Regions from separate parts of the Homo sapiens genome. Here region 2 is linked to region 1. Evidence: read pairs that join two places in POLR2A ChIA-PET (ENCODE). Cell type or tissue: GM12878. All regions are shown on one strand. Links, peaks and the distances in the headings refer to the core of each region. The heading gives the core; the rest is flanking DNA.

Evidence for each region. ChIA-PET counts read pairs that join two places held together with the same protein. Peaks named below come from ENCODE experiments on the same cell type or tissue, not always from the same donor. Only the 100,000 strongest peaks of a DNase experiment are listed, where the experiment ranks them.
Region 2: POLR2A ChIA-PET joins it to region 1 with 5 read pairs; 3 of 35 experiments call an interaction of 5 or more read pairs at or near these places.

The regions. Positions count from the first base shown.
Region 1 is chr18:49,167,056-49,172,434 of GRCh38, reverse strand. The region is part of intron 14 of DYM (dymeclin); the gene reads left to right. Among named protein-coding and RNA genes, the nearest start is that of MIR4744, 120 kb to the right of the region's middle. RefSeq lists an enhancer at 3,192-3,251. In GM12878, for the core only: a CTCF peak has its summit at 3,258; a DNase peak (open chromatin) is centred at 3,334; H3K4me3 peaks cover 375 bases; H3K27ac peaks cover 2,000 bases.
Region 2 is chr18:48,979,822-48,985,200 of GRCh38, reverse strand. No RefSeq gene overlaps it. Among named protein-coding and RNA genes, the nearest start is that of SMAD7, 32 kb to the right of the region's middle. RefSeq lists an enhancer at 852-1,353. In GM12878, for the core only: no CTCF peak of the experiment used is centred there; no DNase peak of the experiment used is centred there; H3K27me3 peaks cover 52 bases.

The sequences.
Region 1 (5,379 bases), core at 267-5,266:
AGCAAGAATGTGCAACGGTTTAGCAGTTTCTTATAGAGTGAAACAAATAACATACAATCCAGCAATCTTACTCATAGGTATGTATTCAAGAGAAATGAAAACATATGTTCACACAAAAACCTGTACAACTGTTTACAGCAGCCTTCTTAATAGACCAACACTGATAAATAAAGAAATCGAGGCACGTCTGTGCAATGGAAAACTACTCAGCAATAAAAAGGAATGAATTACTGATATACAAAACAGCATGGATGCATTTGAAAAGCATTATGCTGAGTGATAGATGGCAGACACAAAAGAGTACCTAAGGTATAATTCTATTTGCAGAAAATTTTAGAAAAGGCAACTACAGTGACAGGAAGCAGATCAGTGGTTGCCTGGAAGGGTGAGGGGAAGGGTATTGGAGCAGGAGATTGAGTGTAAAAGAGCCCAAGGAAACTTTTTGGGGTAATGGAAATGGTCTGTATCATTATTGTAGTGATGGATTACATGAATGTTTACATTTTTCAAAAACATTTTTCATTGCACTGTCTACTTAAAATTTGTGAGTTTTATTATATAAAGATTATTTCTCAATAAAGCTGATTAAAACTAAGGTAACCAGTAGCATAGGGCTGTCATTAAGGACCACCAGTGGTTCAGAAGCAGGGAGAGCACAGGTTTGAGAAATCTTTCCCAGAGGGTGTGGAATCGGTGGTATGGGGGCTGTAAGGACTTGTAGGAGAGGAGGAAGGAGGGGTGTCTACACGTAGAGGGAATCAGTGTCTACAGATGAGAGCATGACACTTGGTGTGAGATTTGGTTTGTAGCTCCCACTCCACCTCTAATAATTTTAATAGTTTTTTGGTTTTTTTAATTTTTTATTGTTTTACATTTTAGTAGCTCTTTAGGATTTATAAAGAACTTTTGTATTCACTACATAATGTAAATTTGATCACGGGTCAAGCACCTAACTCTCTACACCTAGGTTTCTTTATCTGTAAATCATCTGCTCCCAGGTCTTTTGTGGAGTTCAGTTACTTCTCTTTTCCCCTATGACTGCTGTTACTAGTGTGTTAGAGGAAGGACTGAGGCATGGAGAGAGAAGTTGGCTGAGAGTTGTGAGGATTGGCAGGGCTCTCATAGGAAATGTCTGAAACTTTCAAAGACAGAACCTCCACACCCCCTCCCAGTAAGTGACCTTTCTGTGATGCGTTCCCTTTACCTTCGGAGCATTACTCTAGCACTCTGCTCCCCAGCAATGTTCAACTTCTTAAAAATCTACACCTATTTTCTGTACTTCCTCACATCCTGCTTATTTCTCAAGCGCTGCAGTCCAGCTTCCGCCTCCTCCTCCCCTCTGACAGTGGATAAAGTCACCACTGATTTGTTTCCTTGTGCCAAATCCAGTGACTTCGTTTTTTGTTTTTTTGTTGTTGTTGGGTTTTGTTTTTGTTTGTACGTTTGTTTTTGGTAAATCCTACTTTACTATTTGACAGCTTTTAACAGTGATGATTATTTCCTCCTTAAAATTGTTCTCTTGGCTTCCAGAATGTCTTTCTTTCCTAGTTCTTCTCCTACTTCTTATTTAAGTGACCCTTTCTGGCCTCTGTTCACCCTTTCGGTCTTGGTGTTTCCCACAGTTGCTTTTTTTTTTTTTTTTTTTTTTTTTTTTGAGACGGAGTCTCACTTTGTTGCCCAGGCTGGAGTGCAGCACTTGAGAATCTCAGCTCACTGCAACCTCTGCCTCCCAGGTTCAAGAATTCTCCTGCCTCAGCCTCCTGAGTAGCTGGGATTACAGGCACGTGCCACCACGCCCAGCTAGTTTTTGTATTTTTATTAGAGATGGGGTTTCACCATGTTGGTCAGGCTGGTCTGAAATTCCTGACCTCATGATCCACCCGCCTCAGCCTCCCAAAGCGCTGGGATTACAGGTGTGAGCCAGCACACCCGACCTCATACAGTTCTTTCTTACATTACACAATATCCTTGGGTGATCACCTCCACTTTTGTGATTGCAGCTGATGCAAATAGCCTAAAATTTCTCCTCCCCTCTCTTCTGAGCACCAAATTAGTATTTCTAAACTGCCCATCTGCTTCTTTCTGACCATCTCCACCTGTTGTTCCTGAGCACCTGTAGGTTTCCTAGAAGATTTGTTAAGAGCACAGATTCTAGAGCCAGCAATGCTAGCATTGACTCCTGACTCCACCACTTAGCTGTGTGCCTGGGCAAATTACTCTCTCTGGTTCAATTCCATCATCTATTTATAAAAGGGGGAGGGAGAATGGATAATGGTAGGACCTACCTCACATGGTTGTTAGATGGACAGCACCTGATATATAACTCATAACTGCTGCTACTGTTATTAATTTCTTTTTCTTCCTGAGCGCTCTCCCTCCCTTTCAACTTGTTGTATTCCTAGCATGTCAGTCACCTTATCAGCTAGCCACTGTGTTTCCCAAGTTAGAGACCTCAGTCAGCCCTGATTCCCTTCTTTCCCGCTCCATGCTGTCTCTGCCTTCCACATAGCTCCCATTTGCTTTAAGGCATCCTCATCTCTTTATTTGGATAATATGGACGTTTCCTAAAGGTTCTGTTTCTAGTCTTGTTCACTTGTCATCTCCTGTCCATCCTTTTCTCCAGGAGCAGAGGAGTCTTTCTAAAACAAGTAGAATTTTATACACTTGGCCCACATTGCTCAGGTCAGTGGTTTTCAACCTTCGGTTCTAGGAGCCCTGAAGTTCCATGGTAGAGACTCTGTGGCCACCATAGATGGCAGGGCATAGGGAGGAGGCTTAGGACATAGAGGCACAAGGAGTAATCTGCCATCCTTACTGCTGAGCCCTGCCTCCCACCTCACACCTCAATACCAAACACAGCAGTTTTGCGTTGATCACTTTCTCATATTGTAGTCCTGCTTTCATAGAACACGTCTGGCTTTCAGGATGAAGTCCAAGGTCTGAGAGAGACATGAGGCAGTTGATAAGCCATCCTCACTGCTACCCAGCCTCATTGCTGTGCTCTGCTGTGTACTCAACACTTGATGCACGTGCAGTGCTGTTTCCCCCACCCACAGGACTCGTATTTCTCTGCCCAACTCACCTTTGTGATTGCCTGATTTGCTCAGCTGACTCCTAATTGTTTCTTAAGAAGCAGTGCAGGCATCATCTCCCAAAGTGATTGCCTCTTTCTCCCTTCAGGTGCAGTTGAGCAGTCCTCACCTGTGTTCCCCTAACATTCCATGTTCACCTCCAGTCTATTTAGGCACGTCCTTTTTCACCTGACTGCGCCCTCTGGGGAGGCAGGACAGAAACTGTGTTGCTTTTGCTTTCACATTGCCTGGCACATACTAGGCGCTGGGTAAATATTTGACTCACTGTCTGTCTCAATGGCTGAGCAAGATGAAATGCAGACCTCTTAGCATGGTCCATGTGGCCTTCTTATTTGGCCCCTCTTGTCTTACCGGCTTCATTTCTTGCCACTTCTCACCCCTGTGAGTTTTCTCTATTCTTGCCTTATAAGTTATGGGTATTTCCTTGAAATCTCCCAGTGCCTTTCTAAACACTTTCCCCCTTCTGAATTACTCTTCCTCCCCGTTTGCTTTTCCAAATAGCAAGTCCTCTAACCTTCAAGGCCACAGTCAAGATAGATTTCCTCTGTGGAATGCACCTAATCTTCCCCCTGTTCTCCCACAGTGCTCTCTTCAGACCCATGGAATTCTCTGATTTCAGTATTGTAAAAATTTTTTTTTTCTCATCCCAGTAGACTTGAGTTCCTTGGGGGCGGGGAGCCATGTCTCTTTCATTATTTTGTAAGAATTAGCTTCTCACTCCGAATAGAATAAAAGTCCAGGGCTTTTGATGTGCCATAAAGCGGCCCTTCACAGTCTGGCTTCAAACTGTCTTCATTCTGGTGTCATCTCCTGCCACCATCTGTGTACCCTACACTACAGCCATTTCCACCAGCTTGTGATTTTCTCAGCGTGTTCCCGTTTGGACTGACCACACTTATTCTGTTTACATGCTGCTTTCTTTTGTGAAATGCTGTCATTGGCAGGGGCTCTGTTTTCTTCAAGATAGCATGTTCTTTTTATCAGATTTTTAAAACGTTATATAATACTTCCTGCATACACAAAAAATAGAGCAATATACCACTCTCTCATGTATGTATCCAGTGTTACCTAAGAACATTTTATATATACTGTATATGTGTCCATATATATATATATAGAGAGAGAGGGAGTACTCATGTGAGAGCTGGACTCCCTTTTTCCTCCTTCCTCAGAGAACAGTGGCTATCCTAAGTGTAGGATTTATCATTTCCATATATATTTGATGTTATTAATATATTTTATCTGTAAATGATGTGTAATATTGTTTTTCATTTTAAAAACATAAAATCAGCTTGTTCATATTTTCTAAGGATTCCTGCTTATTTTTTTACTCAACATTGTTTTTGAGATTTATTCATATTCATACATGTAGCATTAGATAATTTTAAATTGCTGTATAATATTTCCTTGTATAACTATCCCACAGTTTATTTACCCATTCTGTTCTTGATTAGTGTTTTGGCTGTTTTCATTTTTTAAATTTGTAATGAACATTCTTATGCAAAAAGAAAAACTAGTCTTTTTCAAATTTTAAAAAAGTATTCTAGCAAATAGATCCCAGCTAAGTGAATATTAAGCTAACTTAAAGATCATTTTTATTTTTAAGACTGATTTTTAAAATCAAATTTATCCATTTACATACAAACATCATATATCTTTATTCCTTATTCTGATTAGCATTAAGCTGGGGGTAAGTACGTTGAATGCAAAGCTTTAAGCAAAAGTTACTCTTTTCACTAAGCAGTTTGCAAGTCATGTCTCGTATACATTTTGCCTTAAAAATGTTAAATAAAAGCCAAAATTATAATGTTTAAATAAAACTTTGAAAGTACTTGCTATAAGATTTTAGTAAAATGCCTGTTAAATTGTATGATAGTAACAAAGGAAGTGTGAATTCTCTGTTTCTCTTCGATGGAGAGCTGAATGTGACCTCAAATGATCTATTCTTACAGAGAATTTCTTAAAGATAGCTAGAAGCAGTATCCACAGCTTCTTGGGGTATACCATTTCAACATTTGTGTCCTTAGTAGTAAAATTTTCCATTATGCTCAACCAAAATATCTCATGTTTGAATTGAAGCTCACTTCCTTGTTTGGTGTCCTACTAGCAAGCAAAACAGAGTGTTCATACTCTCTTTTAAAATCAGTAAACAAACAAACTAGCCTTTCTTCTCTAAAAGAAACAGTTTCAAGTGTTTTTTGCTCTGGTCCCTAGGACTGTTTAATAATTTTCTTAAATTGATAATGAGAGTTACTATAGATCACCTCTATTGTTCTCTGATAGTGCA
Region 2 (5,379 bases), core at 81-5,080, 190 kb after region 1:
AGCACTGTTAGAGGAGAGAAGAGAATTGGGCCCTGACCTGAAGCCTGCATCAGTGACCAGTCCAGGCTAGTGACCCATCAAGCCCCGGGAGCCCTTGTACCTTCACTGTTCAACCTCAGCACCTGTGCCCCTTCTCTCTTTTCTCTTTATTCTGCCTTCTCATTCTCTCTCCACCTCTCCTATTTCTCCTCTCCATTCTACCCACAGCCACCCCACCCACCCACTGCCATCCTGTAGGACTTTGTGCAATGATGGAGATGTTCTGCATTTATGCTGCCCAATACAGTAGTAATGAGCCATGTGGCTATGGAGCACCTGAAATGTAGCTAGGGCAACCGAGGAACTTCATCTTTGACTTTCATTTGTTTTAATTATTTAATTATTTTATTTTATTTTATTTATTTTATTTATTTTGAGATGGAGTTTCGCTCTTGCTGCCGAGGCTGGAGTGCAATGGCGCAGTCTCGGCTCACTGCAACCTCCGCCTCTCAGGTTCAAGCGATTCTCCTGCCTCAGCCTCCCAAGTAGCTGGGATTACAGGTGTGCACCACCACACCTGGCTGATTTTTTGTATTTTTAGTAGAAATGGGGTTTCACCATGGCTGGGCTGATCTTGAACTTCTGACCTCAGGTGATTCGCCCGCCTTGGCCTCCCAGAATGCTGGGATAACAGGTGTGAGCCACTGCACCTGGCCTATTTATTTTTTGAGACAGGGTTTTTCTCTGTTGCCCAGGCTGGAGTGAAGTGGCATGATCACAGCTCACTACAGCCTCGACCTCTCTCGGCTCAAGCAAACCTCCTGCCTCAGCCTTCCAAGTAGCTGGGACTACAGGCATGCACCACCCACCCAACTAATTTTTGAAAATTTTTTGTAGAGATGGGGTCTCACTGTGTTGCCCAGGCTGGTTCCAAACTCCTGGGTTTAAGTGATCCTCCCACCTCTGCCTCACAAAGTGCTGGGATTGTAGACGTGAGCCACTGTGACCAGCTTCATTTTCATTTAAATAGCTACATGTGGCTAGCAGTTACCGCTTCTGGAGAGCACAGTGACCCTGGAGGAGCTCCAATGGGTCCCCAGGCTGCTCACTGGCCTGTTGGTCTGGATGACCACAGGCATTCATTTATTGTACATGCAACTGTTATTAAGCACCTACTGTGTACCAAGCAGAAAAAGATTATCTTGTGAAATACTTCAGTGAGCTCTCAGTCCCTTCCTTCTCTGTTTTTCCTTCCTTTCATCAGCAAATCCTGGCTGCCTGCCAAGCGCTCAGTGCTGTATGACAATGGTGCATGAACTGCAGTGAGCCTCAGGATCACTTCAGGGACCTGTTTAAAAAATGCAGAACTGGCAGTGTGCGGTGGCTCACACCTGTAATCCTAGCACTTTCGGAGGCTGAGGCGGGCAGATCATGAGGTTAGGAGATCGAGACCATCTTGGCCAACATGGTGAAACCCTGGCTGTACTAAAAACACAAAAACTAGCTGGGCATGATGGCATGCGCCTGTAATCCCAGCTACTCGGGAGGCTGAGGCAGGAGAATTGCTTGAACCAGGGAAGTGGAGGTTGCAGTGAGCCGAGATTGCGCCACTGTACTCCAGCCTGGCGACAGAGCGAGACTCTGTCTCAAAAAAAAAAAAAAAAGCAGAACCCCCTTTCCCACCCCCACCCATTAGATCTACTGAGCCAGAATCTCCAGGGCAGGCCCAGCATCAGAGCCTCCCACAGGAGAATCTATTCCCACAGGGAATACTAAACCAATGGCAGATGCTTTTCTACCAACAGCTTATACTTTAGAAGGTGTGATCAAAAAAAAAAAAAAAAAAGGCCAGTAAATGGTGAGCTCTTTTTACAAACAGCTATTCCCCAAGAACTGTCTGAAAATGCCCTAGAGAGAACTAATACCTTAAGCCTTTTTATGGTGACATCTTAAGGGAATGTCTTTGGCAGATGTTTTTCCTGCCATGGAGTCAAATAGCAGAGTGGTTAGGAACCAGGCCTGCAGGGGCAGATCTGGCCTCAGGTCCTGCCTGTGTGACCTTGACAGGGCTGATCCCTATCTGTAAAACAGAGATAATCGTCTCTGGCTTCCATGTCACAACAGTTCATTATGAGAGTGGATCACGGGGAGATCAGGACAAGTTTCAGAAAGCTGAGAACCTTAGGGTCTCAGGTACCTCAAGGCCAGGAGGGACCCAGCCCTTCAAGAGTCCCTTGAACAAAGGGCACTTAGACCCTTAAGGCTTTAGTTTGGGATGTTTTCAGCTTGGAAAATATTGTTCTAATTTTATTCCAGTCCAACTGGAATACATTTAGAACATGCATAGATCTGGTTCCAATTCAAACTGGTTCATTGGGTACTTCTTGGGTTAAAGAAAATTGACAAATAAGGAATCGGTAAAAAAAAAAATCATCATCATCATATCTGAGTTCAGGGTTGAACTTTTCAGTTGGAAAGTTGTGATTCTTTGGTTCAGTTCAAGTACCTGTTTACAAATTAACTGTACAAGCATTTATTTAGCACCTAGTTTTGTTCCAAGAATAAACCAGGTATGAGACAGTTGCAAGGAATTTCTGCTCACCTGTGGAAAGAGACAACTAAAGAATCATAATCCCCTTAACGACCAAACAAGCAAAATCCTAGGGACGCCCACTAGGGAGCAAAAGGTTCTGGGGGAGGGTGGCCAGCAGACACACAGAGGAGGGGTGATGTGTGAGCTGGGTGCCGAACAGTGAGTGAGAGGGATTTCCTGGGCAGTTAGCGGTGGGGAGGAAGGGAAGCAGGAAGGTGAGATAAGCTGTACTGTGCACGCAGTCACAGAAGAAGGGGAAGGATAGTCTAGACTGTGGGTGGCCCATGGGCTTGGAGAGGTGCTTGCGGGAGATCATGAAGACACCAAGCTCTGCCCCGGACTTGCTACTCTGTCCCCACCCCAAAAAGAGGACCACTTTTCCTGGCTGGAAAGAACCATATTTGTATTTCCTTGTGTATTTATTTGTTTCAGTAGTTTTATTGAGATATAATTCATATATCACACAATCATTCATTCAAAGTGTATAACTGAATGATTTTTAGGACAGTCAGATACATGCCACTATCACCACAGTCAATTTTAGAACATTTTCATCACTGCAAGAAATCCCATATCTGCTAGCTATCTTCCTCCCACCCAACCCCCATCACCCTCACCTCCTCCCCAGCCTGAAGCAACCACGAATCTACTTTCTGTCTGTATAGATTTTTCTATTCCGCACATTACAAATAAACGGAGTTGGCTGGGCATGGTGCTCATGCCTGTAATCCCAGCACTTTGGGAGGCTGAGGAGGGCGGATCACCTGAAGTCAGGAGTTTGAGACCAGCCTGGCCAATATGGTGAAACCCTGTCTCTACTAAAAATACAAAAATTAGCCAGGCACAGCGGCAGGTGCCTGTAATCCCAGCTACTCAGGAGGCTGAGGCAGGAGAATCGCTTGAACCTGGGTGGCGGAGATTGCAGTGAGCCGAGATCGCACCACTGCACTCCAGCTTGGACAACAGAGTGAGACTCCATCTCAAACAAAAACAAAAACAAATGAATTGAGTCTTACAATATGTTGCTTTCAACATCTGGCTTCTTTCACATAGCATGAAGTCTTCATCCATGTTAAGGCCCATCTATGTGGGAACACGTATCGGTCTGTCACCCCTTTTTATGACCAAATAATATTTTATGGTATGGATAGACCACATTTTATTTATCCACTCATCTGTGGACGGACGTTTGGGTTGTTTCCACCTCTCGGCTATCATGAACAATGCTGTGTGAACATTCACGGATGCGTTCCTGTGTAAGTCATTACTGTCATAACTCCCATGTCACAGATGAGGGTGCATGTTTTCATTCCACTGAGGAGTGGAACCGTTGGGTCACAGAGGAAATCTATATTCAACTCTGCAAGGAACGGCCAGGCTCTTTTGTATTTACATATTTACTTTGAAAAGAAGGAAATGCTGGGTGCAGTGGCTCACATCTGTAATCCCAGCACTTTGGGAGGCCGAGGCAGGTGGATCACGAGGTCAGGAGATCAAGACCATCCTGGCTAACACGGTGAAACCCCGTCTCTACTAAAAATACAAAAAATTAGCCGGGTGTGGTGGTGGGTGCCTGTAGTTCCAGCTACTCAGGAGGCTGAGGCAGGAGAATTGCTTGAACCCAGGAGGAGGAGGTTGCAGTGAGCCGAGATCACACCACTGCACTCCAGCCTGGGCGACAGAGGGAGACCGTCTCTCAAAAAAAAAAAAAAAAAAAAAAAAAAGAATAAAGAAAAAAAAGAAAAGAAGGAAATGAATGAGAAGACAGGAGTAATAATGGAAATCTGCTTGAAGCCAAGGGGCAGCCTATGTTCAGGGAAAGGAGAGGTTAGGGCCGCAATGAAATCACCATGGGTGGCATTACATCTTCCCAGAGACAGTGCCAGCTGGGAGGAGATGGGCACAAGGTCAGCACCCTTGGCCACTCACCTATGGACCGAGGGCACCTCCTTGTCACTGCCCCACCCCTCCACAAACCAAGGCCCAGGCTGGCTGTGAGTCTCCATGGAGCACAGCAAACATGTCTCTGCCCCAGCCTGCCATCTCTCCCTTCAGAGACAGTTAAAGAGTTCAAATTCCAGAGGGAAGAAACATATCCAAGGTCATGTTCATCATGGCGTATCTGGTGAGCCCCCATGACCTACAGGACTGCTCAGCATGTCCATATATTCTGTACACATAGTGCTCACTGTGGGCCAAACACTATTCTAAACCCTTTCCAAATCAAAATGCTTTAAATACTCAAAATAACTCTATGAGAGACTTCCTGTTAGGACTCCCATGTTACAGACAAGACACTGCGCCAGAAAGGGAAGCTAGCTTCCCCAAGGTTGCATGGCTCATAGTGACGACGCTGAGACTGAAGGTAGTCTGTCTGGCTTCAGCACCCACCTTATGCCACCTCAACTATTCTCCTGCAAGGGCAGTGTTGAAATTCTCATCCCACAGACAAGGACATTAAGGCCGAGGCTGATACACTTTCCCAAGGTTGCGACTAAAGCCCAGTCTCTATTCCACACCACGGCCTCCCTTTGTGGTGAGAGGGGGCAGAGATCAGCGTGCAGTGAGTCACAGCAGTTAGAAGGCGTGTGCCTTTGTCTACTGCCACCTGTTTCAGGAAGCTCTCCCTGACTGCTCCCTAGTCAGGGGGCTCCCACAGCTGCCAGGGATGTTCTGCCACAGTCCTGCTCCCTGGGCATGGCCATTGGTGTGTAGATGGCAGATGCCTGCTGAGGATGAGTGTGACTTTGTCCCCTCTGGCTCCCCAGCACTGAGCCAGGGCCTGGCACCAGCAGGTGCCCCATAAG